2 separate regions of the Homo sapiens genome follow, and region 1 is linked to region 2. Evidence: chromatin loops called from intact Hi-C (ENCODE). Cell type or tissue: sigmoid colon. All regions are shown on one strand. Each heading gives the region's core, and the rest is flanking DNA. Links, peaks and the distances in the headings are about the cores only.

Region 1 (2,925 bases), core at 163-2,662, 97 kb after region 2:
TGAAAAAAAAAATCTAATATTGCTTCCACTCATTGAAACCCATCAGTGACTCATGCAATAAACAGCAAGTCTCCTGGTTTTGTTTCTGAAGAGGGCACACCAACAGTTTCAACAGCATACTCCAGTTTTACTGGAAACAGTTCTCAAAAGATGACTTACCACACCCTGCCTGAGAAAGGACAGCATGAAACTGGGGAAAATTCTGATCTTCAGAAATACAACAGACAATGAGTATTTCCAATTTCATGCTGTTTATATGAAGAGAACAGAGGCACAAGGCAAGACAAGCCTGAAGCACAGGTAAGAACTGTGGCAAATAAAAGAGAAAGGAAAAATGAAAGCACACTGAACAAGTGACTTTACCAGATTCAGCAGGGCTGAGGAAGGGGAATTTGGGGGAGATAACCAGAGTTTTCTACCCCTACAAAAATAAGATTTCAAAACTCACAATTAAAAGAAAAAGACATTTAACAAAGTAACGTTTTTAAACTAAATGGGGAAAAATCTCACTAGTTAACAAATGCCTGCTTTATGCAAGGGACTCTACCTTTATACAAACCCTAATAGCATATGACCTCGGCTCTCCCAGAATTCACTGAATTTGAAAGGAATGTCTATGAAAATAAGGATTTGTTGATGTAATTAGTAATGTAAATAACAGGTATACATATAACCTACAAAAAGTTTTCTTTAAACACTATAGAAGCCTCCAGTTACATGCAACAATTATCATGCTATTCAAAATTAACTAATATCTTCATAAAAGTTCCCTTCAAAAGAGTTCTAAAAGATAACATAAGTGCTTAAAAATAATAAATTCTATCTTTAAAATATTCTAAACTTCAGACTTTTAAAAGCTTGAATTAATCTTTATATAAGTAAAATGTTACTGCACTACAAATGAGTACTATTTTAAAACAAACTTACTTTGGCATAAATAAGTGAAATTCTCAAGATATGAAATTTATAAGGCATTTTTAGCCACGGAAAAAGCAGGTAGTAGTATGATTCTTCCATAAGGGCCTCAGACTTTACTTTTATTTATTTCTACCACTGTTTTTGTTTTGCTTATGTTGTACATGCAGCAGTGAACTGTACACTCAATGCAGGTAAAAACCGTCCTTTGTTACTGCAACTGTTGGCTGGACCTATTATTCTTTGTGCATTTGCTTCCCAGTACTTGTGGCCCACACTCTCTACAAAATGAGCTTCTCCTATCTGATAGGGAAGCAGATCTGCTGCTTTGATTGTTTCCTTAATTCTGCGGTGTCATTTAAAGTTGTACTTTAAAGTATTATGTTTTATATTTTTTGAGTCCAGTTCCCTCCTTTCTTGAAGCTACCCTCTTAAACTCCCTGAACAAGAGCCATCTGGAAATCTTGTTCCTGTCCTCCATCCTTTCTGTGAGACCACACCAGCACAGCTGGGTTGCAGCAGGCACTGCCGAGGTGCTGCTGGACTGGCTATGCTCCAGACCCTCACTGTTAACATGCAATTCTTGTCCTTTTGTGTTAAGCATGGTTAGTAGACAAAGCTCAAGACAGTGTTCAGCAGTTCAATCTCCTTTGGGCACAGATCCTAATCTCACAATCACACATGATTTGAGTAACGCTGTTTATATGTAGAACTTCTGTTGCTACATGGTCCCAGTCTGCCCAGTCTCCAAATTGACAGTGTAGATACTTTTCCACTTTTCTTTTCCCCAAGAGGCCTGAACTAAGTACTGTATAGGTTATCCAAACAGAAATATTTTCTTTGTATTAAAGGGACTCCTGTGAATCTAACATGAAGTCAAACATCATTTTTATGCTGTCGAAATCAACAACTTCTACTGTCTCTACTCACTCACCAACACAAACAAAATTTGAAGCTTTAAACCAGCAATGTCCAATAAAACTATCTGCAATGATGGAAATTTTCTATATCTTCTCTGCCCAGTACAGTATCCACTAGCCTTGTATGGCTATTAAGCATTTGAAATGTGGCTACTGCAACTGAGGAATGGATTTTTAAAATCGTATTCCATTTTTAATTAATTTATACTTAAATTTAAACAGACAATGTGGCTAGTGGCTATCAATAATTAAGGGTCTGAGATTTTTATCCTACTTGCAGGCTAACGAAATCAGGGTGCCACAGTTTCATGGGGATGCTGGAAGAAGACAGAAAATTCTAGGGTGAGAAACAAAGGACTATACTACTCACAAAAATATCAGTAGCAGTAGTATCAGCATAGTTGTGCCAATGTCCTGAAACTCAGTTCCCCCCATGTGATGTGAAGCAGATACTTGATGATCTGCATTGTCAGAGGGGAACCCTGAGCTTAGGGTACTTGAATCTTTTAAACTGGACAGTAAAACCTACCTGCCCTTTGCTTCAGAGGGAAAGAATACCTCTATCTTCCAAAACTATCTACCATACAAATGTCTTTAAGAGAGTCTGGGATGAAAGCAGTAAATGCCTTTGCTCACAAGACATGCAAAAGTCTGAGTGACTAATGGAGAATTGAATCCCAACATAGGGGTATCATACATATCTCTGAAATCCACTCATCTCCCACCTGCTTGAATACCTTGCTTTTAGCCACACTTAATTTCTTCCTATGACCACGGTAAGCTTCCAAATGGTTATCTTTCTTCCACCACTGCCTCCTCCCACTCATTCTCTATACAGTAGCTAGACTGCATCTTGTAACACAAATCTCATCTTGTTTCAGTCTTCAATGTCACCCACTGTCCTTAGAATTAGGCCACCCCTCCTTAGCAAGTTCCACAAAGCCAGTGCTTCCCTTGCTTGTCCGTTTAAGGTTTATGCCTTTAGCCACATTAAACTCCTCTCAGTTTCTTACATGTAGAGGTCATAAAGTGGTGGCCCTAGGTTGAATTCCAACTACAGATTTGTCTGGTTTGGCCCACAGAATAGTTT
Region 2 (2,925 bases), core at 184-2,683:
GGCAATAACACATGGAACAGTCATCTCCTATGATAGCAATGCCTTTTGAAATGCCTCCTGAAAAACCTGCCTGAGGCTGTTTTACAGTTAACATTTTTTTTGTAAGTAGAAGGAGTGCACTCTAAAATAAAGACAAAATAGTATTGTAAATGCATAAACCAATAACACAGTCGTTTATTATCTTTATCAAGTATTACGTACTATACACAATCATATGTGCCAGACTTTTATGTGACTGGTAGGGCAGTAGGTTTGTTAACATCAGCATCACCACAAACACATGAGTAATGCATTGACATTATGATGACTACGATGTTACTAGGTGATAGGAATTGTTCAGCTCTATTATAATCTTATGGGACCACCATCACATATGTGTCGTGACACTGAGTAAAGCATCATTATGAGGCATGTGACTGTATTTAAAAGTCTGAAGTAATATAACTTAAACTGTTGCATTTCCAGAGATTTTCTATGGAGATGGTTGGGGAAAAGGTGGAGTTCATTGTCTTATTTATATGCTTTTGTAGTCTTTTAATTTTCACTGGCTTGTATTACTTTTGTAACTAGAAGAAAACAGGAATATATGCATTTTAAAATATTTTATTAAATATGGTTCGACAGATTTCAATTTACATGTTAACTGCTATCTGAAAGTTAGGTAATGTTTTGATAAAAGAAAAATTCTTCCTCTGCTTAGCAAGAACATTACAAACTAAATGTTATGGTGGCTATATAGCTGTAATGCAGAGCTTCTTAAGTTCAGCACTATCAACATTTTGGGCTGAACCATTCTTTGTTGTAGGGGCTGTCCTGTGTATTACAGGGTGTTCAGCGGCACCCTTGGCCTCCACCCACTAGATGCCAGTAGCATTCCCCTCAGTTATGGCAATCAAAAATGTCTCCAGACATTGCCAAATGTCTTCTGAAGGGTAAAATCACCTGGTTGAGAACCACTGTTGTAATGTGGCTCATTAAGATGAAGCTTAACTTGTAAATCAAATGCAATTCCATTTTCTTTAAGTACATATAATAAGAAATAAATAACTTAAAAAAGTGTTTGCAAAAATGGAACTTCCAAATAATGGGGGAAAATATCCTAAAGAATAATCATAACAACAGTTAACACTTACTGACTCATATGCCAGCACTGATTTTGCGTGTATAATCTTGCTGAATTCTTATGACTTTGAGATATGGGTTATTAATTCTGTTTTATAGATGAGGAATCTAAAGCTCAGAAAAATTAACTTGTTCTGGTTACACAGTGATAGAGCAAGAATTCAAATCCTAGCCTGCTGACTCCAGAATCCATGCTCTTAATCCATACTCTTCAACACAAAACAGACCCTCCATATTTATTGGGGATATTTTCTTCAGGTATAACAAATAGGTAAATCCTTTGAATACCATTTTCTTGCAAAATAATAATAGCTCATGTTTATTGAGCAATTACTATATGCCAGGCATTGTACTAAGCAGTTTATATAAATTAGCTCTTCTGAATCCTCACAGCAACTCTATGAAATTTGTACCATTATCATTCCTATTTTACTGAAGTGGCAACTGGACACAAAGCGAATTGGTAACATGCCCATGGTACCCAGCCAGGACATAAACACAGGCAATCTGACGCCATGGTTGAAGCTCTTAACTACGCACCTAGTCTTTTTTCCATTCATATACTAGGAAACATTCCCTCTTCAACTTTATAAACATTACTCATTTAGCTAATTCAGTAGGTAACAAATCGAAGTCCTATGCCTATGGTTCAAATTGATCCAAAAGAAGATTTGGTTTGGCCTGCATGGGTTTTTTCCCAACTCCTCCCCCATATTTGAGCTCTGAATAAACATTTCAAAATGAAAGATTTCATATAAAACCCAGATTTCCACTCTCTTGAAGAGCCATAAAAATCTGGCATCACTGGACTCACATTTCCACACAGCAACAATTAGCTGAGCCAAGTAGTGACTCCCTTTTTGACGTGGCCAGCAATCCGCAGACTGCCACTGTCCCCACTGCTCCCTATCTGCTCTCAGTCTCTGAGGCTAGGAGTAGCTGTTAAAACTGCTGCTCAGCTCTCAAGTGCAGTTGTTTGTTCATTTGTTTTTTGCCCTTTCTATTTTTTTTATAACTGGCCAGCTTTTCTCATTAACATTACTAGCTGAAACTTTAAAATCATCTGTGTTGTGATCACTGAGGGACACCCTTGCTCTAGGAAGATAAACTTCACCCTAGGTGGAACACAGGGTTTACCACACTTAGGTGTACCAAGTTGCTGTTTTTTGTTGTTGTTGTTGTTGGTTTGTTTTTTAAGGCTCTCTTCATTAGCAAGACCTAGCAAATTGAATGGTATTTTCTGCACACAGATTTGTTTGGGATTCATGTCTTCTAACATGCAGCCAATTTGAAGTATCTTTCCCTTGCAAGTCAAAATTGGCTGGGTACCTATTAGAACATATATGCTGAAAAAAAATCTCAGGGGTACCATTCAGCATATGATTCTACTGCAATAAGAACTTGCCAAAAGTAAAAAATTTTATTTTATTTTATTTTTTGTTTCCATGATCAGTAACAGACGCCCTTTAAATATGTCCATTAGTCATCAAATCGCTCAGCCCTGTAAATACTTCCACGGGGAAAATAACAAGACATATAATTCTTAATTAAATTCCTCAGCTTTGACTAATACAAATGTTGCTTCCTAACACATGTATCAAATTCAATGCTGGCATATTTTACTGTAAAATAAAACAGATCCCTGTCTTCCAAATAGCACACATCTTTTTACTCTAAAGACTGAACTGTCAAGTTCTCAAGAGATGGGTGAACTGCAGCGGAAAGCATTAACCACTACAGATGATGCCAGAGAAGTGGACCACTTCTTTGTATCCTAATTTGCCTACCAGGTACCTTATTTAT

Evidence for each region. Peaks named below come from ENCODE experiments on the same cell type or tissue, not always from the same donor. Only the 100,000 strongest peaks of a DNase experiment are listed, where the experiment ranks them.
Region 1: it touches region 2 in a loop (2.3-fold over the local background); 12 of 110 quality-filtered maps call a loop at or near these places.

What each region holds. Positions count from the first base shown.
Region 1 is chr5:102,759,611-102,762,535 of GRCh38, reverse strand. The region is part of intron 1 of PAM (peptidylglycine alpha-amidating monooxygenase); the gene reads right to left. Among named protein-coding and RNA genes, the nearest start is that of PAM, 5.8 kb to the right of the region's middle. RefSeq lists an enhancer at 298-447. In sigmoid colon, for the core only: no CTCF peak of the experiment used is centred there; a DNase peak (open chromatin) is centred at 1,455; H3K27ac peaks cover 365 bases.
Region 2 is chr5:102,856,332-102,859,256 of GRCh38, reverse strand. All of the region lies in intron 1 of PAM (peptidylglycine alpha-amidating monooxygenase), which reads right to left. Among named protein-coding and RNA genes, the nearest start is that of PAM, 100 kb to the right of the region's middle. In sigmoid colon, for the core only: no CTCF peak of the experiment used is centred there; DNase peaks (open chromatin) are centred at 1,616 and 1,996; H3K27ac peaks cover 160 bases.